Regions from separate parts of the Homo sapiens genome. Here region 1 is linked to region 2. A link is a loop called in an ENCODE intact Hi-C map of the cell type or tissue named here. Cell type or tissue: PC-3. All regions are shown on one strand. Links, peaks and the distances in the headings refer to the core of each region. The heading gives the core; the rest is flanking DNA.

Region 1 (12,551 bases), core at 2,135-10,134, 58 kb before region 2:
CAGGAGAACCTATGGTGTAGTCCAGGCTCATTCCAAAGGCCTAAGAACCAAGCGAGCCAATGATGTAGTTCTAGTGTGAAAACCTGCAGGCTCTAGACACAGGAAGAAGCCAATGTTTCAGTTAAAGTCCAAGGGCAGGAAACACCAAGGTCCCAGCTCAAACATAGTGAGACAGAAGGAATTCTCTCTTACTCAGCCTTTTGTTCTATTCAGGCTTTCAACAGATTGGATGAGGCCCACCCACAATCTGCTTTACCCAGTCTACTGATTTAGATGTTAATCTCATCCAGAAACACCCTCACAGACACACCTAGAATAATGTTTGACCAAATGTCTGGGCACCCTGTTACCCAGTCAAGTGGATGCATAAAATTAAACACCATAAAGACTAAAGCCTGTAGATGAATATCTGGTAACACCTCACAGAGGAGAGACCTAAAGCTGTGATAACGTCTCTGAAGCCAAGAGAGAAAGGCTAGAAAAAGCAAGATCTGGGATATTTCCTTAGAATCCTTGCCTGAAGGCCAAGAAGATGAGGAAGTTAATTTTCTCATCCAGAGTGGTGGTATCGAGCTAGAAAATTGTGAAGATCTTTCTAGTTCTAAAACATCTGTTACCTCCTTACCTTGGGGTTTCAAGACTGGGTAAATGGAAATACTAAGATAATTGGATGATGTAAGAAGATTTTGGATGGGAACAATATCTTGTTATGCACCAGTTGTATGGAAACTACTTATTTATAAGATTTAAAATTCTACGTATATTCCTTCAGGAAATGTTGTCGGCTTTCTACAAGATGCAGCTTTAATTGTATTATTGGGAACCATCATTGATTATTAGGTTCTTTGGAGAAATTTCTTTCCTTCAATTAGAAGCACCCATGAAGGATATGAAGAAGAGTTGGTCAAAGAACTATAAGAAGATCATAGAATGTACTGCACTATAGAAGCCAAAGGAAGAGGTAAATCAAGAGGCAAGAAATGATGGAAAGGTATTTTGCTATAGAGAGGTAAAGGTTGATAAGACTTGGGAAAAAGGCCATCGGATTTTACGATTAGGATATTAAGGACAAGTTTCAGCCAAGTCATGAGAAACTGAGCATCAGTTAGGTCCCTGTTGTTTGATATTATGACAATGTGGTGGATTTAGTAATTAGAGTCTTTCAAAATTGTCTGTTAGTGCTTTGCAGCTTGGGGGCATGAGCAGAGAAGGTAGGGGGCAGGAGGAATGGGGAGCATGTCTGTGGCTGAGAGTTGAAGGCTTGAATGGTAAGAGTAGGCTTGAGGATTGTGGCTTGTTAGAAAAGACAGCATTAAAATATCTGAACATGGGACTTTGTTTTTAGAAAGGATACAAATGAAGTTAAAAGCCAGAAGAAGGTCTTGGGTGGGATTTTCAAGCTGCATTCCTTGGAGTCTTGAATCGTGGATTAGAGAAAAGACCACCCTGTGTTGATCTCAGTAGCTTCTCCTGTTAAACATCACAGCACATGTGCTTTGACCAGTTTTGTATATTAAGGCTCTATGTGGCTATCTTCTGTCCCGCTCTGTCCCCCACGGCCATTCTCTTTCCTTCACCATGCTGCTCTATGACCCGGGAGGCTGACCTATATGGACCATATCAGTGGGCTGCTTTGCCCTCCTGCTTCTGTTTGGATTTTGCCCTTGGGGAGCACTTGCATGAGCTTGCAGGGAGGGAGAATGAGAGGCAAGGTATAATCTGCTGTGACCTACAGGGTCATCAGGATCCTTTCCCCTTCAGGCCTAGAGTTGGTAATAATGCCCAGCTTTCTTAGGCCCTTGAAATTTCTCTATACCCTGCTATATCTGTTCAATTGCCTACATAACTTAACCAGTGTATGCTTACTACTCACTGCAGCCTTGATCTCCCTGGCTTAGGTGATCCTTCCACCTCAGCCTCTTGAGTAGCTGGGACTACAGGTGTGCACCACCATGCCTGGTTAATTTTTTGTATTTTTTTTGTAGAGACAGGGTCTCACCATTTTGCCCAGGCTGGTCTTGAACTCCTGGGCTCAAGCAATCCTCCCACCTTGGCCCCCCAAAATGCTGAGATTACAGACAAGAGCCACCACTCCCGGCCCAAACATTTTTTTTTTTTGTAAAAAGCCAGGCAGTAAATATTTTTGATCTGTGAGTTATACAATCTGTGTTACCACCACTTAACTCTGCTATCTCAGTGAGAAAACAGCCATAGATGTTAAGTAAGTGAATGAATGTAGCTGTGTTTCAATAAAACTTTATTTACAAAAACAGGCAGTGAGCTTTGCTTTTGGCCCATAGGCTATAATTGAAAGACCCATGATCTAGGACAAGAAGTTTTCCATCTACTCTATGAGAGTGGTTCTCAATCTGGGATAATTTAGCTCCCTAAGGGACATTTGTTAATTTAAGACATTTTTGGTTGTCACAACTGGAGGAGTAGTGCTACTGGCATCTAGTGGATAAAATCCAGGGATACTGCTAAACATACTGCAATGCACAAGACAGCCCCCACAACAAAAATTACCCTGCCCAAAATATCAATAGTGCTGAGGTTGAGAAATGCTGGTCTTGAAGATGTTAAAAAGATTGTCAGTTTGTTCATCATATCGCTGTGGCTTGGCGAAAAGAATCACAGAGTTAATTTTATAACTATGAAGGATTGTTAGGAGCTGAGTTTTTTTCTAGTTCTTATTTTTTAATTATTTTATGATACTTTTCATAAAAAGTGGTGTAAGTTGTGTTTATTCAGAAATGTGATTTTTTTTTTTTTTTTTTGATGGAGTTTCGCTCTTGTTTCCGAGGCTGGAGTGCAATGGCGGGATCTTGGCTCACTGCAACCTCCGCCTCCCGGGTTCAAGCGATTCTCCTGCCTCAGCCTCCTGAGTAGCTGGGACTACTGGCCACCATGCCTGGCTAATTTCTGTATTTTTAGTAGAGATGGGGTTTCACCATGTTGGCCAGGCTGGTCTTCAACTCCCGAACTCAGATGATCCACCTGCCTCGGCCTTCCAAAGTGCTGGGATTACAGGTGTGAGTCACTGCTCCCAGCCCAGAAATTGATGGTTTCTTTAGCAATTTTGTCACCCATCAAGTCGTTAGTCATATTAATCCTCCATAACTTAGTCTTTTTGCCCCCTGATTATCTTTTGGGTGGGCAGTGAAAGTATTCATACCTCTTTTAGCAAAACCTATCTCTTCTTGGATTTCCTTTGCTTGCTGATTAAGAGGAAGGACTATCTGTGAAAGACTCAGATGTGGCTCAATGGAATGAATGTGAGAATGGTATGAGTGTGGGTGGTGGGTGCTGTGGGGGTCGGAGATGAGTGGCTGAACCATCCAAAAATAAGAATACTGACAAGCGTGTTTTCTTGTGTGTGTGTGCGTGTTGTGGGAGGAGTGTAACTGATGTGGCTAGACAGGATTAACGAAAGTCTCAGGAGTTGAGAGAGACTGGGGACATTTTACCAATGGCGAGAAGGAGGAAGGATGACAGCTGGGAAAATTAGTGATTGGAAAAGGTAGGCTGGGCAGTGTGGCCATGAGCTAGTCCTTTTCATTATATTCTTCTGGGGCTCTATGTTTAAAACTAGATACTTTAACATTTCAGAATGAGAAAGAGAGGAAAGGATGGTAACTGATATGGGCTATTATACTGTGAATTTTAAAGGAGCCTATATATTATCCTAAAACTATTGAACCTGAGCAGAACTGCAACGTTGGTATTCTTGAACTGAACTGATATTTCCTTTGACTAATGTCCTTGTTCAATGACCAGAGACCATGACACTCCCCACCTTCACCCCCACACATTGTTTGTTTGTGTCCAGTTTGAAGAACAATGACACATGGAGGTCAGTGTTTGGATGATGTCATAATTTTGATCAGCTGGAAAGCCTGGAGTGGCCTTGAAGAGATGCTTAACTTTTGGAAATCACTTCTTTATTGCAACCAAAGCTATTAAGTTTAAAGGTCCATAAAGATGAGATAAACAGTCATAAAGGCCTTTTGAAATTCATACTTAGTGTGTTAAATGGATTTAATTGCTGTTAGTTAAATGTGGTGATGTTAAAGCAATGTCTATACACTGGCAAAAATCAGATCATCAACTGCTTAATGAGGGACACGTCTTGAGAAAAACAGTGGAAGAAATGCTGCTTATATGTAATTTGTGATTAATTTTTGCAAGGTTTTCAAGGGAATAACTTGGCCTTAAAATATTACAGTGAAAAACAGCTTTATACTTGGGTCCAATCTTCTTAAAATTAGAGTTCATTTTTGCTATTAGACACCTTTTATTACAGGATAACTTTTTCTTCCCCCTTGGAGACAGAGTCTTGCTCTGTTGCCCAGGCCAGAATGCAGTGGCGTGATCTCGGTTCACTGTAACCACCGCCTCCCAGGTTCAAGTGATTCTTGTGTCTCAGCCTCCTGAGTAGCTGGGATTACAGTGCCTGCCACCATACCTGGCTAATTTTTTGTATTTTAGTAGAGACAGGGTTTCATCATGTTGCTCAGGCTGGTCTGAAACTCCTGAGCTCAGGCAATCCACCCGCCTTGGCTTCCCAATGTGCTAGGATTACAGATGTGAGCCACTGAGCCCAGCCAGTTATAGGATAGCTTCTAAACTTACAATCCTTGAAATATCATTTTAGGATAATTCTGATCCTGCATACCAGTGAAATAAGTATAATTGAAATATTAAACCAAATTTGGCTTCAACATTAAACCAAAATTAAACCAAATTAAGCCAGTATGTTAAATACATAGTTTAATCTTAATTCTAGTTAATATTTTTCATTTCCTATGTGTCAGGCAATATACTAAACAACTTACATGTATTACTATTTTAATTCTCCTGGTAAACTGGAGGGGTGTGCAATTATTGTCATCTCCATTTTATAGATGAAGAAAACTGAGTCATAAAGAGGTTATGTACTTGGCTGAAAGTCACACAGTCAGTGATACTGTTGGAATTTGCACCCAGACAATTTAATTTTAGAGCCTATTTTCAACCACTCTCTGAGACTGCTTTCCTTTTCTGTACTTTTGATGATAAATGTGAAAAGATAATTTTGAGGGCATTATGGTGTATTGGATCTTAAAAACCCAGGTAATAAGTCCCATCTATAGTACAAATAAGCTGCGTGATCTTAGGGAAATCACATAACTGCTTCTGTAAAATGAGAGATTACATTAAGTTATTTCCAAAATGTCTTTTCGACTTCAATGTGGTGATTCCATAGTAATGTATAGGTTTTTAAAAAACCATATCCTTCAATCAAATGGTCATCCTTTAGCATTAAGTTGTTTGGAATAGATACTCCCCAAATTCACAGAATAATTTTCCAGCCTCTCTTTTTGCTTTGACACCTTTCTTATTTTTTTTTTTTTTCTTCGAGATAGGGTCTCACTCAGTCGCTCGGGCTGGAGTTCAATGGCACGATCTTGGCTCACTGCAACCTCTGCCTCCCGGGTTTAAGCAATTCTTGTGCCTTAGCCTCCTGAGTAGCTGGGCTACAGGCGTCCGTCACCACACTCAGCTAATTTTTTTTAATAGAGATGGGGTTTCACCATGTTGGTCAGGCTGGTCTCGAACTCTTGACCTCAGGTGATTCCTCGGCCCTAGCCTCCCAAAATGCTGGGATTACAGGCGTGAGCCACCGTGCCCGCTATTGACCCCATTTGTTGATGCTTAGGGATGAAAGTGGAAACTCCACTGCTAAAACAGAGAATATTACTTGAGTCATTCCTCTGTCATATATGGGATGTTTGCCAGCATGGAACATTCACAGAAATTATAACTGTAAAGGCCCTAGCAATGATTTAATGCCGTCTCTTCACATTATAGTTGGGGAAGCTCAAACTGTGACAGGGTCAGGGACAGGTAAAATTCACAAAGTTGGTTTACAGCAGAACTGTGCTACAGTTATCTGGATTCAGATCCAAGTCCCCTCCAAATGAATCACAACCACTTCTACCTTTATAATTCCAGGCCATGAAAGATCACTGTTTTAGTCTGCGTGGTGCAGTGGAACAGATAGACCTCGGTTTGAATCTCAGCTCTACTGTTTACTAGACATGAAATGGGGAAATCTAAAATGAGTAAGTATACACAGAAACACACATTACATACATATATGTAATGTTCAGGATCATTACACTGAACTTTAGGGCTTAGTACTAATGTACAATCAAGGTTGTGTTAGTACTGAGCAGTATATCTTTTATTGTTGAAGTCCAATAAGAACAGAGCAGATATCAACCTAATTTGTAAGTGATGCATTTTCCTAAACTAAATGCCCAATAATGGAATGGGCTAGAATATTGCAGGACAGGGCTGTGAATGGAGGAAAGCAGTTGGAAAATCAATCCTTTTAAAGGCACAAAAGGATGAATGAACCACATTCCCAAGAACCTGCTCCCACCCACTGCTGTTCCCACCCCCGCTGTAGTTGGTAGCATGTTCACAAGGAAGGAGCTGGCTAGCTTTCATGGGAGCCACATCATCCATCAAATCACATTAGTGTTGTTGATTTGAATGTTGTTTCCTTTGTAGGTCTGCTTGCTTTGACTTTGTAAAATTGTTTAGTCTTGCCATTATTATATAAGGACTATAATCATAAGGCATTTATATTTCATTTTGTATTATGTATTTAAGCAAAATTAAGTTAAAAATTAGACAGAGATATATAGGATGATTTTTCCTTCAAGAGTTATTCATTTATTTCCTTTTGGATATGAAAAACGCTTATGCAGTCCTGTATGTGGTCTCTCTCTCTTTTTATTTTTATTTATTTATTTTTTGAGATGGAGTCTTGCTCTGTTGCGCAGGCTGGAGTGCAGGGGTGCTATCTCGGCTCACTGAAACCTCTGCCTCCTGGGTTTAAATGATTCTCCTGCTTCAGCCTCCTGAGTAGCTTGGATTACAGGTGCCAGCCACCATGTCCGGCTAATTTTTTTGTATTTTTAGTAGAGACGGGGTTTCACCATGTTGGCCAGGCTGGTCTTGATCCTGACCTCAAGTGATCCGCTTGCCTCAGCCTCCCAAAATGCTGGGATTACAGGCATGAGCCATTGTGCCTGGCCTGTGGTCTCTTTTTAAATGTTTGAGATTTTCTCTGACCATCACATGATGGCAGCCGCAAGTTGTAAATATATTAAATGAGATAATACCAAATGGCATAAGACCACTGTGAATTCAGTGATGTTCCAAAATAACTTGTATTTTATTCATCACACAGGCATTTATATAAATTAAAAAATAATAGCACCTGAAAACATGAAAATAATTGTATTCAAGGTTATTTACTGCAGCATGATTTTTAAGAGAAAAGACTGGAAACAACCCAAATGTCCACTAATCGAGACTGTGTGAACCCAAGATGTTATAGCTGCATCACACAGCTGAGAGAAGGAATAAGATCTATTTCTACTCACTGCCAGTGGTAATCTCCAGGAAGCGCTGTTAAGTGAAAGAGCAAACTAGAGAAAATGTGAATAGTGGTTACCATTTACCCAAGAAGTCTATGTGTGGTGTGTGTGTGTGTGTGTGTGTGTGTGTGTGTGTGTGTGTGTATGTGTGATTTCTAGAGGGACAGAGGAAAAAGGTGAAGACAAGGATAGGAGCGAGACTTCTCTGGGTACATCTTTTTTTTTTTTTTTTTTTTTTTTGAGACAAAGTCTCATTTTGTTACCCAGGCTGGAGTGCAGTCGCTTGATCTCAGCTTACTGCAACCTCTGCCTCCGGGGTTCAAGTGACTCTCTTGCCTCAGCCTCTCGAGTTGCTGGGATTACAGGTGCCCACCACCACGCCCGGCTAATTTTTGTATTTTTAGTGGAGACTGGGTTTCACCATGTTGGCCAGGCTGGTCTCCTGACCTTAAGTGATCCACCTACCATGGCCTCCCAAAGTGCTGGGATTATAGGTGTGAACTACCATGCCTGCCTGTCTGGATCTCTTTTTAGTACATTTGACTTTGAAGCCAAGTTAGTATTTTCCATAATTAAGAAAAAAATAGAATAAAAAAGGAACAATTTCTAAAAAGGAAGTCAAAAGAAACACATTAAACTAACTGTAAGTTGAGTTGGTAGCATAACCACACAGACAGAAATTATTTCAAGTGACTTTAACACATACTGATGTGACTGTGCATCCCTATCGAGATAGAAATAAAGGTAAATATAAATAAAGGTAAAAATAAGCAAGATATAAATAAAGTTAAAATGAACTGCAACAATCCTGAATAGTTTTCAATAATTATATCATAAATAGTAATTTTGGTATTGTTATTTTAAAACAGTTATATTTATAATACATATGTTAATGTAATCATGTTTATGCTTATCATAACATATGGATGCACAGCTATTAGGATAATGTATAAACATGATTATGTTAATGCCATTAGGGACCAAGATTTCAGAGAAAAACAAAGAAAAATATAAAATTAAAGAAGCCAGTAAAAATGTTATCTTAAATTTAAACTGGAAACCTCAGTATAAACTCATAATGTGTTTTCTTTTAAAAAATTATTTTCAAATTCAGTCTCCTGAATAGAACTCGCAACAATTACCAAGCCAGTAGCAACGACAATAAACAGCCCTAGTGCCCAGATGGTGCTCTCCAAATGCCATTTTCCACTAAAAGGAATGAGGGCTCCTTGGAGAATTGGATGTTTTCAGATACAGAGCAGAACACATACAAAAAGTTCCTGGAACATTTGTCATACTGAAAAGCAGATACACTATGAAAGACTATAGTAATTGTATCAAAAGAACTCAGGAGCCACCATGAAGAGGCCCCCAGTGTCCAGAAATGGAATAATGTGAACATTAAGAATAATAAATCTTAATTTGTCAAGATACAAATTTAATCATATCGTAGATACTCATAGCAGCATTATTTAAAATAATGAAATATTAGACACAACTTAAATATTCAAAACTAGCAGTGTGCCCTTATATATAGAAATGTCATTTAAACCTTGTAGAAGAGAAGTTTATGATTTAGGAAGATGTTTACAATATGCTGTAAAACACACACAACAAGTCATAAAATATTATGCATGCAGTATATTCCAGTTTATTTTAAATGATCTAGGTATAAATATCCATAAAAAGAAAACTGAATGAATAAATGGTGAAATGTGAATAGTTGCTATATCTGTGTGGCAGGATTACAGGTGGTTGTATTCTAGTTTCTCTTTATGTTCCAATCTTCTACAGTTAGCATGTATAATTTTATATTTTTTTAATACAAAATATGTTATTTAACTAGTATTTACTAAACAAAAAATTAAAAATTAATATATTTTATAAAAACAAAAGCATATGAATAGAAAAGTACATTATTTTTTAGGTTATAGACAATGCTTGTACCTGTGTTTAGGGATTTGATCCTCCAGGTAGGAAACTACAGATCTAATTTAACTTATTTAATTAATTAATTAATTAATTAATTTATTTATTTATTTACTTTGAGACAGAGTCTCGCTCTGTCACCAGGCTGGAGTGCAGTGGTGTGATCTCGGCTCACTGCAACCTCCACCTCCTGGGTTCAAGTGATTCTCCTGCCTCAGCCTCCTGAGCAGCTGGGACTACAGGCATGTGCCACCATGCCCAGCTAATGTTTGTATTTTTAGTAGAGACGGGGTTTCACCACGTTGGCCAGGATAGTCTCAATCTCTTGACCTTGGAATCCACCCACCTCACCCTCCCAAAGTGCTAGGATTACAGGCGGGAGCCACTGTGCCTGGCCTAATTTAAAAAATTTTTAAGTCACCAAAAAGCAAAGTGACATGCTCAAGTCCATTATTGCCAAGCAAAGAAAAAAATGTCAAAAGTACAAAATGTGGTTATGTTTTAAAAATTAGATTATTATTATTAAGATAGGATCTGGCTCTGTTGCCCAGACGGGAGTGCAGTGGTGTACTCATGGCTCACTGAAGCCTTGACTTCTTGGGCTCAAATGATCCTTTCACCTCAGCCTCCTGAGTAGCCGGGACTATAAGGCAGGCACCACCATGCCTGGCTAATTAAAAAAAGAATTTTTTTTTTGTAGCAATGAGGTCTCACTATGTTGTCCAGGCTGATCTTGAATGCCTGGACTCAAGTGATCCTCCTACCTCAGCCTCTCAAAGTGCTGGCATTACAGTCCTGAACCACCATACCTAGCCAGATTTCTATTACTTTGACATGGTCCTGGATACTTCATCTATGTGTGCAAAATTTCGTACTTATCTCTTAAATCTGGAGAAAAATGGCCAAATTTGGTATAGTTGAATTTATCATGGGGTGATTAATAAGTGACTAAAGATTGACCTTCAAGGATCTGAAGATCTGACCAGTGTAGATTTATAGTAATTATAGTAATTACATGGTACCTCCAGGTATTTTCTATACATTGCCGTAGTTAGCTATGAAAGGATGTAAAGAATAAAGGCAATTGACTATTTTAAAGAAATTAACCTCAGAAGGAGATTCTTCACCTAAATGTCCCTGCAAATATTATTGCTTTATGCTCTGAGTTAGCTGAAAATGAGTTTACTATGCCTGGTGTAAACACTTGCACCACCCACCTGTGTCAAAGAACTTTTCACTAACTGCATCATGACTGATTGACGTCAGTCTACTTGGCAACCAAGTGAGCCACTTAGAAGAAGGCTCCCCTTATGAGGTTAATTTCTTTAAAATGGTGAATTGCCCTTATTCCTTATGTCTTTTCATAACTGATTACACAAATGTATAGAAAATACCTCTTGAGATACAATACAATCTGTAACTAGTCATCAGAGAATAACACGTTATTGTAACACAGATTTAGCTTGGCCATAAAGGGCATATTTACATACACATTGAAAACAACTTTAATAAAATGAAAAACATATATCCTTGGATTCTTAGCAATTTAACAGCAATGCTCTCAGGGGATCAAGCTACTATTTATTGACTCCCCCTGTGTGCCTTACACGTAATTACTGACCCTCACAACATCCCTGGGAGTTAGTGTCTTACAGGAGACCTTTGACATTTGTGAGAGGACATCGTGAATATTTTCCAAGTCCTCAATCCAAAAGTGTGGACATAGCTGTTGGTTTTCCTGAATTGTATTTCTTTCAAGAATCAAATGTTGCTTGTGAATATTCTCATGTAAGATTAAAAAAAATCTTTTCCTGACTCTTAGAACTTTAGTTTTATCTCTGCTTTGAGAGCCACTTTAATAAGCAAACTAAAATCACTCTACAGAAAGGCTGTACAGCAAATGAGTAGAGAACAAAAGCTGGCTAAACTGGGCAGTCAGCTAAGATCACTCAGTGTCTGAGAATTTGTTCTAGAAAATCACCCTCCGAGAATCATGCAGATTGTGCTTAGGCTTCCTTCATATATTCATACTCTCCTCGGGTGAACATAAATTGGCACATTTATAAGGAAATTTTATTATTATATACTCAAATATTTTTAAACATATAAATAGTTTGTCTTGTTAATTCTACCTCTTGGAATCTATCCTAAGGAAAATAATCATAAGATATCTGCAAAGAATTATTTGAATGTTGATAATAATTTTATCTATAACAATAAAAATTTGCAAGGTGGCAGATATCAGTTTATGTCTCTGAGCTCCAAATCCACCCTTGTTTATCTTGCTTTGTGTGAATGGAGCTGGACCCTGTGGATCTTTCTCTTTTGCAAATTTGGGGGATATTCAACTTTGTCAATTGAGGGCACTGGAGAGACCCTGCAATGGAATAGAGGCTCCAGGTGCACCTACAGGCCATCTTTCCCTACCAGCAGCGATTTCAGAGTAACTTCAGCCTGTCCATACCCTCCAGCAATGGTGGGTCACTTCTATAGATGAACTCTGGCCCACCCGCAGCACCAAGCAAAGGAAGGTCACTCCTGTACACCAGCTTCCAACCACTCTCATCCACCAGTGATGATAGATTGCTTTTATGGATCAATGCCAGCCTTTGCACTCAGTCGTTTCTTTGTTCCTGCAGGCTGCCTGTGGTAGTTACTATCTCTCTGAAGAGGTCTGAATCTCAGCCTTGGGGCAAGGAGGGCTTGTCCTCATCCTTAGTGCCTTTACTGTTCTTCTTCCTCAGCCTAGAAATAATAGCTCCTTTTAAAATTCTTGATGCCTGGGCCTCTTAGAGTCCTCCTTTATATATCTTTTAGTAGGTAATTTTTGGAACATTAAATTTTCCCTGTTCAAATAATTATCATAGTTTTTGTCTTCCACTTGGACCTTGAATGATACAAAAGTTAAAGGCTCAACAATACCAGACTTGTTAAATAAGTAGGGAGCTATCCACACACTGGCATAAAATTGTTTTGATTATCTATTATTCCCTTGGTGAGGTGACCCAGACCCTTGTTTGAAAGCGTTTTATTGGCTGGGTGTGGTGGTTCATGCCTGTAATCCCAGCACTTTGGGAGGCTGAGGTGGGCAGATCACCTGAGGTCAGGAGTTTAAGACCAGCCTGGCCAATGTGGTGAAACCCCATCTCTACTCAAAAGTACAAAAATTAGCTGGGTGTGGTGGCGGGT
Region 2 (12,551 bases), core at 1,998-9,997:
GAATAGTCCAACTGAGTTCCCTTAATTTGGTAACCAAGAGAGAGTAGAGTTAATTAACTAGAACCCTTTGCCATCACTTCTCTCTAAACTTTTCATCATTTTCCTCTAAAAGTCCGGTCCTGAGCTCTATTACAAGATAGAACATTTTAGCCTCTATCGAAGAGAGCACTATTAATATTTTATGGCATTGGCTCCTTTTTTCCTAATACTGTGGGATTAAAATAATGTTTACTAAATTCTGGATGTTCGATTCCTGTTTTTTCATGATATTTTATAATCCAGGCCTTCTTCATAGAGACACAGGGCTATGTTTTATAACTGCCAGGGTCAAGCAAAGAACAGCTTGTGTGAGATACTTAAAGAAATAGCTAAGCAGTAACTTCAGACCTTCTGTATATTTTCCTCAAAATTTTCTCTCAGTTTTTGTCTCCCTACAACTCATTTTTAGAAAACAAAAACATAACACAATTTTGCCCTTTTAAAAGATAATACAGCTGGGTGCAGTGGCTCACGCTTGTAATCCCAGCACTTTGGGAGGCTGAGGTGGGGCAGATCACCTGAGGTCAGGAGTTCAAGACCAGCCTGGCCAATATGGTGAAACCCTGTCTCTACTAAAAATACAAAAATTAGCTGGGTGAGGTGGCGGCAGGCGCCTGTAATCCCAGATACCCGGGAAGCTGAGGCAGGAGGATCGCTTGAACCTGGGAGGCGGAGGTAGCAGTGAGCTGGAATTGCACCACTGCACTCCAGCCTGGGCGAAAGAGTAAGACTCTATCTAAAGAAAAAAAAATGTACTATAATAATTTACAAAGTACAGAAAATATCTAAAGGAAAAGAAATAACATCTCACAACCTCATCATCTAGATATGACTGCAAAAATTTTGGCATATTTCATTTCAGCTTTTAATTAATTTATTTTTGCAGAAGACATTTATTTCAGATATTCTAACTTTATAATCTGTAGAATTTTAATGATATTTTTGTATGACATCTATCATAAACATTTCTGCATGTCATTGAAATATTTATAAATGTTATTTTTATTTAAACAATGCATAATTGATATAACCCTTCTCTTAAAATTGGTGATTTCACATACCTGGGGATGAGCCGATGTGAAACAAAAGAGAAAGGGTAAGAGATAGCTAGTCTCTTGACTCATTTTTTTTTTTCCATATGACTTGAAAAAAAGAACTTATCTTAGAGACCTCTAGAATAGTTAGCACAAATAGATTTCTCAATGTGGTTAAGATGAAATACAGATACTGAATTTACTCTTTTATGTGAAATAAATAAAAACTGGATAAGATATATATAGCAACAGTTTTCAAGACATTATACCTCAGACAACAAAGGATAATGACCTCTGAGAGAGGGAAAACAAATTAGGTGAGCCTGTGATTGCCCCAGTTTACTGCCTGGAGAGAGATTCCAGGCCAGGGTGCAGAGAGAAGGGTTGCGAATGGAAACTATTGCTCTTTCTGAGTTAAGGAGAGAGACCTGAAAGTCTGCAGGTACAAAGATAGCTGCAATTCATGAGAAAGAGTTCCAGAGAAAAGAAAACTGAACAGAGAGTGAGCTCTGGATTTCTGTAGTGTTCCTGCTGACTCTTCTGCTGAATCATGATCAGTGCATGTGTGTGGCTGGAGAAAGAACCTCTGAAAAGGTTTAGAGGGACAAATCCTTAGAATCACATAGGCCTGGGAATAGCTCCTCTTTCCACCAGAAAGAGTATAAAAACCATGAAATTCATGGGACATTAGGTAGAGTACTTAGAAGGGTTTTGCTTCAGCAGTGAGAAAAAATTAGTCCTAGACCAAATGTTGCTCTGATCCTAACAAAACTTAAAAAATGAGACCCTAAAGGATAAAACTGTTTCCAGGTAACTTAAATATATACCAGAACAAAGCCGAAGACTATAGGAATATGAAAATATCTAGCAGTCAGTAAGGTAAAATTCATAATGTCTAATATGCAACCAAATATTACCATGAATATAAAGAAGCATGAAAATAAATACCCATAATTCCAAGAAAAATCAATTATACATAATTGCCCCATCAATGACACAGATGATGTAATTAGTAAACAAAGAGCTAATTATAACTGCCAACTCTAGCCATTACACATGTTCAAGTGGCTAGAGGAAAGATCAAATCACGACACAGAAGAAATAAAAAGACAATAAAATATGTACAGATGAAAATTACAATATCTGAGATGAAGCATAAGCGAGATGGGATTCGCAGCAGATTAGATATAGAAGAAGGATTAATGAACATCAAAACATGTATGACAACAGTAGTATAAAGTCTGTAAGAAAAGAAATGGAAACATACTGGTATAAGGTTTTACACTATGTATGAAATGGTGTAGTATCACTTGAAGAGAGACTGTGACTAAAGACCACTGTAACCTCTTAGGGAAAGAAAAATATCTTTTTCTACCCATCCTGGGTTCACAGCTGAGGCCACTATAACAAAAAACAGATTAATAACACAGAAGCATACACATTTACTTAATATAAGTGTTATGTGACACAGTAGCCATCATAAGGAAAGAAGACTCAAAGAAACAGATCTGAGTATTTTTATAGTAGGTTTGATGAAGAATGGATAGTCATGGAGAAATATAATGGGGCATATAATACAATGGGGTTATGATCTAATGGTAGTAAACTGGGGGAAATTTAGCTGGGTTTGCTTGTTCAGATTTTTCTCCTTGACCTTTTGTCGTGAGAGACAAGGATGTTTCTTTTCTCTGGGTATAGGGAGGGCACCTCTCACATGAGGGACTTATGATCTGCTTCAGAGAAGTGCCAGGGAAGAACAGAGTGACCGTCCTGCTTCTGCAGTTTTCTCAAATTCATACAGCTTAAAATATTTAACATGCTAAGGTGTTACATTTTGGGGTAGTATATCTTGATACCCATCACCTGAAACCAACCACTTTATAATAGTAACACAAAGAGTTGTACATAATATACCATAAAGGTGGTAAAATGGAATCATTGGAAAAGTCAATTCATCCAAAAGAAGGCTGAAAGAGGAAAGCAAAAACAAAGAAGAGATGGGAGAAATAAAAATTAAATGGTAGGGACATGAGCATCCATTAATTTTGGTATACAGGAGGGGCTTGAGGGGTGTCCTGGAATCAATCCCCCTCAGATACCAAAGGATGACTGTATATTTTTTAAATTAAGAGACTTTCATTCTTTAAATATTCTTGACTTACAGTTTTTTAAAAAGAAAAAAAATCAAAGCATAGTATAGTTGTTAAATCATTTTAATAGTATATTCAGTGGCTGAAATGACAGGGAGTATCAATCATTATTTATTCAATATAAAGTTATCCTTACTGAAAAAATAAGATATAACTGGGAAATATGCTTGGATCCCTCACACATCCACTTAATTTCTTAAAGGAAGAAAGATGAAACACATGTAAGAACAGAAACAAATAAACCATTTACTGTAACATTCCAGGAATTGTGGGATCCTTTTCTTCCCAAGTTTATTTATTTGCTTATCTTTATCTCCTAGTGGTAGTTTGTTTCCTTTGGTAGAATATATGGCAGTCCCACATTGGTGACACCTGGTGCTCCCTTCATCCAACTGGATCACTTTGAGATTCAGTTTTACACCTTTTTAGCATTTTCTTTGTGTTCATATATCAGTTATGATGAGCCACTGATAATATTTTGTTCTAAAACGAAACATATTACTTAGTACTTTTTTTATTGTCTCGCTGACTTTTAAAATTTGAGTGATGTACAGACTTTGTTTTTTTAATGAAATATAAATATTTTCTCATGGTTTCTAAATTCCTTATAAAATTAAATTAATTCAATCTGCAAAAATATTAAATGGTAAGAGAATAAACTCATCACTTAGATGTTCATATTAAATGTAAATGGCCTAAATACCCCAATTAAAAGTTAAAAATGGTCTAATTGAATAAAATACCCATATCCAACTATATCTTGCCTATAAGAAAATATTGCCACTTGCAGTATAAAAATACAAATAGGTAAAAGATAAAAGGATGGAAAAAGACATACTATTTTAAACTAATAAAATATTAATTAATTAATTAGTCAGATTTCAGGACCTTTTTCTGAATAATTGATAGAATAAACAGACAAAAATATCAGTAAGGATACAGAAAACCTCCAAAATATTATCAATCACCTTGAATTAATTAATATTTATGGGGCCAGGCTTGGGGCTCATGCCTGTAATTCCAGCACTTTGGCAGGCCTTGAGCTCAGGAATTCGAGACAAGCCTGGGCAACACACACACACACACACACACACACACACACACACACACGTGTATATATATATGCACACACACACATCAGCTAAAAGCAGCAGAATACACATTTTCTTCAAGAGAACACAGAATATTTAGCATGATATGCTATATTCTAGGCCATAAATAAATCTCAACAGACTTAAAATAATTCAGCTAATACAAAGTATATTCTGTAACTACAGTGGAATTAAGTTTGAAATTAATAGCAAAAGATATCTGGCAAATCCCCAAATATTTGGTAACTAATATCATACTTCTAAATGACCCAGGGTCAAATAAGAAATCAAAATAGAAATTTGAAAGTGTTTGAACTAAATTAAACACACATTTCAAAACTTTTGAGATGCAACAACAGCAGTATTTAGAGGAAAATTTATAATAGTATAGACCTATATTAGAAAAGAAGATCTCAAGCCAGTGATCTCAGTTTCTACCTGAAGAAACTAGAAAAACAAAACAAATAAATCCAAAATAAGCAGAAGAAAGTAAGTATTAAAGACCAGAGCTGAAATCAATAAAGTAGAAAACAGAAAAACAAAACAAAACAAAATTTAATAACACCCAAAACTTGTTATTATACAGATCAGTAAGATTGATAAACCACTGGTCAAGACTGATTAGGAATTTATCAAGAAGAAACGATTTCCTTTTTTTCATACTGTATATGTAGCACCCAAAAATAAATAACTTTAGTATAACATTTATTCATCTAATACAGAAGACAGAAATGAGAAAAGTGGCATCATTACAAATTCTACAGATAGTAAAAGAACAATAAGATAATATGATAAAAAACTCAGGCCAATAAATTTGACAACTTAGATAAATTGCACAAATTACTTATATGACACAATCTACCAAAGTTCATTCAGGAAGAAATTGATAATCTTAGTAGCTGTATATCTATTAAAGAAATTAAGTTGATAGTTAAAAATTATCCTACAAAACGTATTCCAAGCTCTGACTGTTTCCCTAGAGAATTGTACCCAATATTTAAGGAGAAAGTAATTCTAATTCTGCGTAAACTTTTCTAGGAAATTGAAGAGGAGGAAATATTTCCCAACTCTCCCTGAGGCCAGTGCTACTCTATCCAAAACCAGAAAAAGACATTCCAAGAAAACAAAACTACAGACCACTGTATGCAAGAAGCAATCGGAAATTAAAAATTGTAAAATATCATTTAAAATATCAGAAAAAGTAATTATGAAGTACTTAGGAACAAACCTGACAAAAGTGGCTCAAGATTTGAACACTGAAAACTATAAAACATTGCTGTAAGAAATTAAAGAGGGCAGAAATAAATGGAAACCTCATTTGTGAATTAGATAAATTTAACACTGTGAAGATATTAATTTTCCTTAAATTGGTCTATAATTCAACAGAATCTCAATCAATACCTCAATAGGCTTTTAAAAATGCTTGCAAAATTTGACAAGCTAATCCTAAAATTTATATGAAAATGCAAAGGACCTACAAGAGGCAAACTATCTTTGAAAAAGAAGAGTAAGTTTGGAAGACATATACTTGCCCTCAGAGCTCATTATAAAGCTACAGTAATCAAGACAGTGTGAGACTGAAATAAAGATAGACAAAGAAAGACAATTTCTAGGTCATGAGAGTTATGTTTCCTAAAGGAAGGCAGCAGATGCTTATTAACTTTCCCCGTGCCCTCAGGATGCCTTAAACAGTGGTTGCCAACCACTAGCAGCTTTAGCACCACTTGGAAGCTTTTTAGAAAAGCTAATTACTGGGCCCATCCCAGACCTACTGAACCAGAATCTCTGTGGGCAAAGCCCAGGAATCTGTGTTTTCACAAGCTCTCCAGGTGATAATGATGTCCATTAAAGTTTGAGATCCATTGCCTTGGCCTTTCCCTGCTAGAAATCCTCCAGGATTTGGGAGACAGGGGAAGAGGTCTGGAGAGAGTGGCAGAATTCAACACCACAGAATGAAGAGGAAAATTGATGGTCTTTGTCCATGGAATCCATTAAAATATACTCTCATTGCTGCCAGGCTGAGCTGATGAATAAAAAATAAGCTAATCTCAAATCAAGCCATCAGGCTATTGATGATAATTGTGTTTTAGGGTGAGCAAACAGCTTTACCAAGCTCACACAGTTGAGACAATTTGTTGTTTGGAACTATCTTACTGTAAGATCCTTAAGAAGAATGCAGAAGTATGAAAATAAATCCAGGACTCAGAAATCTTTCAACTAAATCTTTAAAATTCTCTCTCTCATGCACACACACACATATGCACACATACACATATAGTAAGATTTCATGACACATGAGACAGGATGTGAAGCTGAACAGTTCGATGAATGCCTGAGTGGTAAGATCACCTTGAAGAACCAGAAGTGAGGGTCTATTCTAGCTGGGTATGAGCTACAAACTCATTTCTTGGGGAACACATGAACACATCGGGGAGGCTAAGTAGCTTCTGAGGCTACTAATAGAATTTCAGTCATTTCTCCTGTCATCTGAAAAATATATGATATTGAATTTCTAAAAATGGGTTTAGTGTAGTCTAGTCTTACTGTCTAAAACTAAGATGTGGCTTATTCCAATAACCAAAGTGATTCCATCCCATGTGAGGGAAAAAAAGGATAATGGTGAATTAAAAGCACCTGCGTGTATTTGTTGCTCCTTTAGAGGAGTCTCTCTTCATCAACGTTAACTTTCTTTCCTACTTTTGATCTGGCTGCTAAAAGTCTAGGTTTAGATCTCAAACCATTGTCCTTCTCTGCATGATGTAATAGTTACAATTACAGTCTCAACCCTCTGGCATTTAATGAAGATGAAATTGATTTCTTTAGACTGAAAACAAAAAAATCACTTACAATCAGGATACTGAATATGGTAGCAAGTACAAGGTCCCAGCTTCTAGTAGACTTGGCAGACTGTCAAGCTCTTACTAAGTGACCCCACCCCATGCCTTTTTGTCTTTTCTGTTGCCACACAATTACAATAATTTGTTCTCTGAATGCCAGAGTACTGACAAGGAAAGGAATTCTGAAGCTGGCTGAGAGAAGTCGTGTAAATCTCCCAATCTAGGCTCCATTGACTCTTGTCTCTTTCTTTGTATGGAACTGATTTTATAATTTCTGTGGCAATGAAAGACTAGTACCCAAAATGACTGCTGGTCCTTTGTTTATTGATCAATCTGAGCATGGACTAGAATTCATCCTCCAATTGGTAACAAGAAAAAATTGGATGGGGAAGCATACCATTGGCTAAGGCAGCACAGCAAGTTTGAATTTGGCTGCCTCTTCTTTCAATATTGGTTGACATCATCAAGAGCAGACATTGGCGTTGGAGTTAAGAGTATCAAGAGAGTTAATAAATACCAATTTAGGGTAATATTTTATGCCTAGTCTTTATCTTTTGGTGAAGTGGTTTCTAATATCATCTCAGACTAAATCTTATGGGATATTTCTACTTGTAGATGCTAAGGTATTAAGAAAAAGCTCAAAGTAGTTGTGTTTTCCTTATCTTCCTAAAAGTTTAGATTAAAGATGCCAAAAATTTGTGTGTTGGTATGTGTCAAAGCATTTGAATGCCCTTGTAGACTATTAAAACCTTTGTTCTGTACCAGGCACTGTATTGAGTATATTGCATGTATTTATTATTATATTTAGTTCTCACAGCAACCGTACACAATAATTACAATTCCTTCCTTTCACTAAGGCATAGGGAGTTTAAATAAATTAGCCACAGTACAGGATGGCATAAAACTGTAGCAGAGCCAAAACTCAAACATGTCTCTGTCTGACTCAAAAACATAGGCTCATTCTCCTAGAGCCAGGCAACAACCTGAAAGCTCTTGAGTTGACTTTTCTAGTTCTGTGGATGAATGCAATCATCTCAGGACCCAGATAAACAGAAGTCCTTCTTTCTTATTCGTATTTCTCAGTACTAGGCCAGTCAGGACAAACTCTGTTCTCCATGGCCGTGATCTTGAAGAAATTGAGATTTCATCCAAAGGAAATCAGGTATTGAAACGTGTGTTTATGTGTATTGATTAATCTTCTGCCTGTTTCTGGAAACATTTGAAGAAATATAACAAAAAGCAAATATCCTGAAACTGCCTAATGAACCTGATCTCTCTCTCTGTCTTTCCCTTTCTCTCTCATAGGTCTTTTGCCTGTATTTCTCTGGTGGAATTTACTAAATAATTATATCAGGTGTCTTCTTATTGTACTTGACTGCTTTCATCAAGGTAATCTTGAGGACAGAGACTTCCTTTGTTAGCCAGGGCACTCTAGGGGAACAGAAATTACACACACACACACACACACACACACACACACACAGGAACTGGTTCATGGAGGCTAAAAAGTCTCAAAATCTGCAGGCCAAAGGCTTGAGAACCCGGAGTCCTCATTGTGTAAGTTCCACTCAGAGTCTGAAGAGGGGAGAAGACAGATGTCCCAGCTCAGAGACCTTTAGGCAGAGAGAGAAAATTCTGTCTTGCTCAGCCTTTGGTTCTTTTCAGGCCTCCAGTGGATTAGATGAGGCTCACCCACATAGGGGAAGGAGTCTGATTTCCTCAGTCTACCAATGCAAAGGTTAATCTCATTCAGCAACATCCTCACAGACACACCCAGAATAATCTTTCACCAAATATCTAGGCACTTTGGCCCAGCCAAATAGACACATAAAATTCACTTCCACACTTTCTTACTAATCCGTGCATTCTCTCCAATACAGGGCACCCGGCCTGGCAAGGAGTAAGTGCTCCATATATATTTACTAAATGACAAGAGATGAGATTATCCTTAGACTATGACTCAGATATAGACAATCAATTATTAATACCCTATCATTTTTCCCCACTCTGACAACCCAAACTGAAAAATGTTGGGATTGCCTTTTTTGACAATATGATTTTCTCTGAATGCAGACTCATGTTTTGACCTTCCCTGTCTGTTCCTGTTTAGTATTCATGCTGGCTTAACTCATTGATTGATCAAGTAACCATTGAGCATCTGCCGTGTTAACACTCTGAACAAGATCCTGTAATATGAATGGTGTTTAGCCTGATGAATAAAGTGTGGTGTCTGTGCATTCATTTTTATATATTTATTGTTTTTAACCAAACTTTACCCATGTAAAGAATAACATTGATGGCAGGAACTTGAATTTGGATCTACGTACATGTTCCATTTCAGACTCACCATGAAATGAGGTGCTTGCATTTTTCATTGCTGATTTTACAATACACTTTCACACCTTTTGGGTAAAATTTTGCAATCAATGTAACTGAGGCAGCATGGTATGAAAGCAACCCTGGAGGTGGAAATAGAAGACTAGAATTTAAATCTTGGTTATGCCACTTATTGGTTGTATGATTTTTGTCAAGTCATTTGACCCGTGTCTATTCAGAGTTTCTTTGCTAGAATGAAGGAGTTAACTAGAATTTATTGATCTCAGTAGTCAGTCTCCTCAGGCACAGATAAATCTTGGATATGTATCCTGAGATAGCTTTCCCATTTCCACATTGAAGACAACATTCTATTTTAGAGCAAAAATGAATTATATTATTTAAGAATATGAGTTTCAGAATTCAGACTCATGCTTACGGGTTTGAATTCTAGTTCTGCCACTTTCTTACTATGCAGACTTTAGCAAGTCAGTTAATGTTTGTGAGCCTCAGGTTTCTCACCAGTAAAGCAGTGTGAGTAATAACTATCATATTATATTATTACAAGCATAAAATGAAATAAGAGTACTTGGCACAAAGAAGGATCTTAATTTTTAGCTTTTTAAAAAAGCTGTATTTGTTTATATGCAGTATGTATATATATATTCTCAATTCTATTATTATAGACTATATTTATTATGTTTTTCATAAAGTCATTAGTTTCACTCAGGAATTAGTTGACCCTTGTGAGATACATGGTTTGACCACTTTTCACTTTGATGTTCTTCAGAAAATAAGACAATTAGAAATCTCTGATTGTAATCTTCATGTAAAATATTTTACAGTCATGGCTAAAATGATCCCAGGAGTGGAATCATACACATAAATTCTTTTCTTTATTCTAATAATGTTACCTTTAGTGTCTATGCCAAGCAAGTATGTTATGTGTTGAGATAAAAATTCTTAGTATGTTTGTATGTGACATTCCCAACTCCCATCCCACTGAAGTCTATATTTACCTAGTTTCTTTCTTTTGTTTTCCTCTAACATTCATGCTATTTTAATCAATGTTCTTTCATTTTGAAGCCCCCAATAAGTTTGACCCCAAAGACTTTCAGTTTGCCCCTGCTATTCATAAGCATACTTATGACAATGCATGTCTCCCATTCTTTTCTCATATTTACACCGATCTTTTTATTGGGACAAATGGGTTTGTTTTTTCATGCTTGTGTTTAATATCTCACTGAGTTCAGCATAAGTTATTAAACATAATTTTCTGTTTTCTCTTTCTCCCTCAAGACTTTCTTTTTCTCTAGACCTTTATTTCCTAACTCCAGAGTATTTGCCCAGGTCTATAGGCCCCTCTCTCTTTTGCTTTCTTACCAACCCATCCACCTTCTTCTGTTTCCTATTGCCCAACTGGCTTCACTTAAACAAGAGCATTTGTTATTTGTACAGAGTGCAACATATAATTGTCCTACTCTGTTTGGTTGCTATAACAAAATATCATAGACTAGGCAGCTTATAAACAACAGATATTTATTTCTCATAGTTCTGGAGGCTGGAAAATCCAATATCCAGGCACTACTGGCAGATTTGGTGTCTGGTGAGAGCCTACACTCTGGTTCATAGACAGCCATCCATTTGCTGTGTCTCCATATGGTAGAAAGAATGAATAAAGTTTCTGGAGTCTTCTTTACAATGGCACTAATCCATTCATGAAGGTTTCATCCCATGACCTAACAATACCATTGTATTGGGGGTTATCTTGCAACATATGAATTTTGGGGAACATAAGCTTTCAATCTATAGTAATGAAGTAGGAAATTTTCCCTGATCCTTTCATGGGCAGGAACTGGAGTATGCCTATTTCACAGAGGTCTTATCAGATAAAAAAATTCTCCATTAAATGGCAAAACAAGTAACCATTTGGGATTCCTGGGTGTACAGTGCCTACTATTCCAAAATGAGATTATTGAGGCTAACATGACCCTTTGTATACAAAGACGGGGGCAGAAATAATATTTCTAGCAAATCCACACATCTCAATCACATTTAATTTCACAAAATTTACTTCTAATAAGCATTGTTCCAACTAACAAACCATCTGGTGCTAGTCTAAGATAGAGATGGCTGAAGTGCTCCTGATTCCAGTATTTTAGGTGTTAAATCTCCATTCTAACATTGTCAATCCTTAACTGGAGTACTCAAATATTAACTAACTTCCTCTAGGATATAAATTAATATGTATACCACATTCTATGTGAATTATTTTAATTATATTACATGCCATATACAAATTATATATAGGTTTAGTCTTCCTGAATATTGCAAGTTGAGTCTGTGAGAGAAAAAATTAGGATGAATTGAGAATAACTAGAATTCAGAATTCTTTTTCATTAAGTGTTGACTGTGTTAACTCATATTCCCGGTTAGGTAGCAAGTCCTATGAAGTGTGATTTTCTCCTAACAGCTAAAAAGCAGAAAAAAAATGGATTTATTCTAGTTAATGACTTGCTTTTTCTATTTTTATAGAAAAAATGAAGTAAATTATTTCACTTTTCTTGATGCTATTACTATTTTGTCAGGAAGATAGATCTTCTAAATTTTAGGAAACTATGAATCTAAGTTCTATATTGCTCTCATTTCCTTTTTCTCTTTGTCTCTCTTCTGTTGTAGCCCCTCCCTCACCGCTAAGCCTTCACCCTGACTCTACCCTGCCCCCACTGCCTTTTGTTCTTTGGAAGACACTCATTAACATTTGCTAATGTATGCTAATGAGCAATAATTAGCATCTCTAATGTGAACAAAAGCAGTGCTACAAAGGAAGGGTAAAGATGTGTACAGAGTTCAGCCAGCCTTTTATGCTTCTTTATGCCTTAGGAACAATCCTCTTCTTTCAGTTCTTTCACAATTCTTTAGTGTTTTTTGTTTGTTTCATTTTGTTTGCTTATCCATGAACCCTGAAAACCATTCTTCTTCTTGAGTTAGAATATTGCAAAAATGCTACGGAGGACAGAAAGATTCCTTTTTGTCCTAAATAACCCAAGGATATAAGCACAGCTGCTAAGAGGTTATAATGCACAT

What was found. Hi-C counts contacts between places; a loop is a spot of excess contacts. Peaks named below come from ENCODE experiments on the same cell type or tissue, not always from the same donor. Only the 100,000 strongest peaks of a DNase experiment are listed, where the experiment ranks them.
Region 1: it touches region 2 in a loop (5-fold over the local background); 5 of 110 quality-filtered maps call a loop at or near these places.

The regions. Positions count from the first base shown.
Region 1 is chr9:72,610,374-72,622,924 of GRCh38, forward strand. TMC1 (transmembrane channel like 1) reads left to right here. Exons shown (of 24, transcript NM_138691.3): 3 at 5,995-6,104. Among named protein-coding and RNA genes, the nearest start is that of TMC1, 95 kb to the left of the region's middle. In PC-3, for the core only: no CTCF peak of the experiment used is centred there; a DNase peak (open chromatin) is centred at 5,768.
Region 2 is chr9:72,668,531-72,681,081 of GRCh38, forward strand. All of the region lies in intron 5 of TMC1 (transmembrane channel like 1), which reads left to right. Among named protein-coding and RNA genes, the nearest start is that of TMC1, 150 kb to the left of the region's middle. RefSeq lists an enhancer at 11,965-12,551. In PC-3, for the core only: no CTCF peak of the experiment used is centred there; no DNase peak of the experiment used is centred there.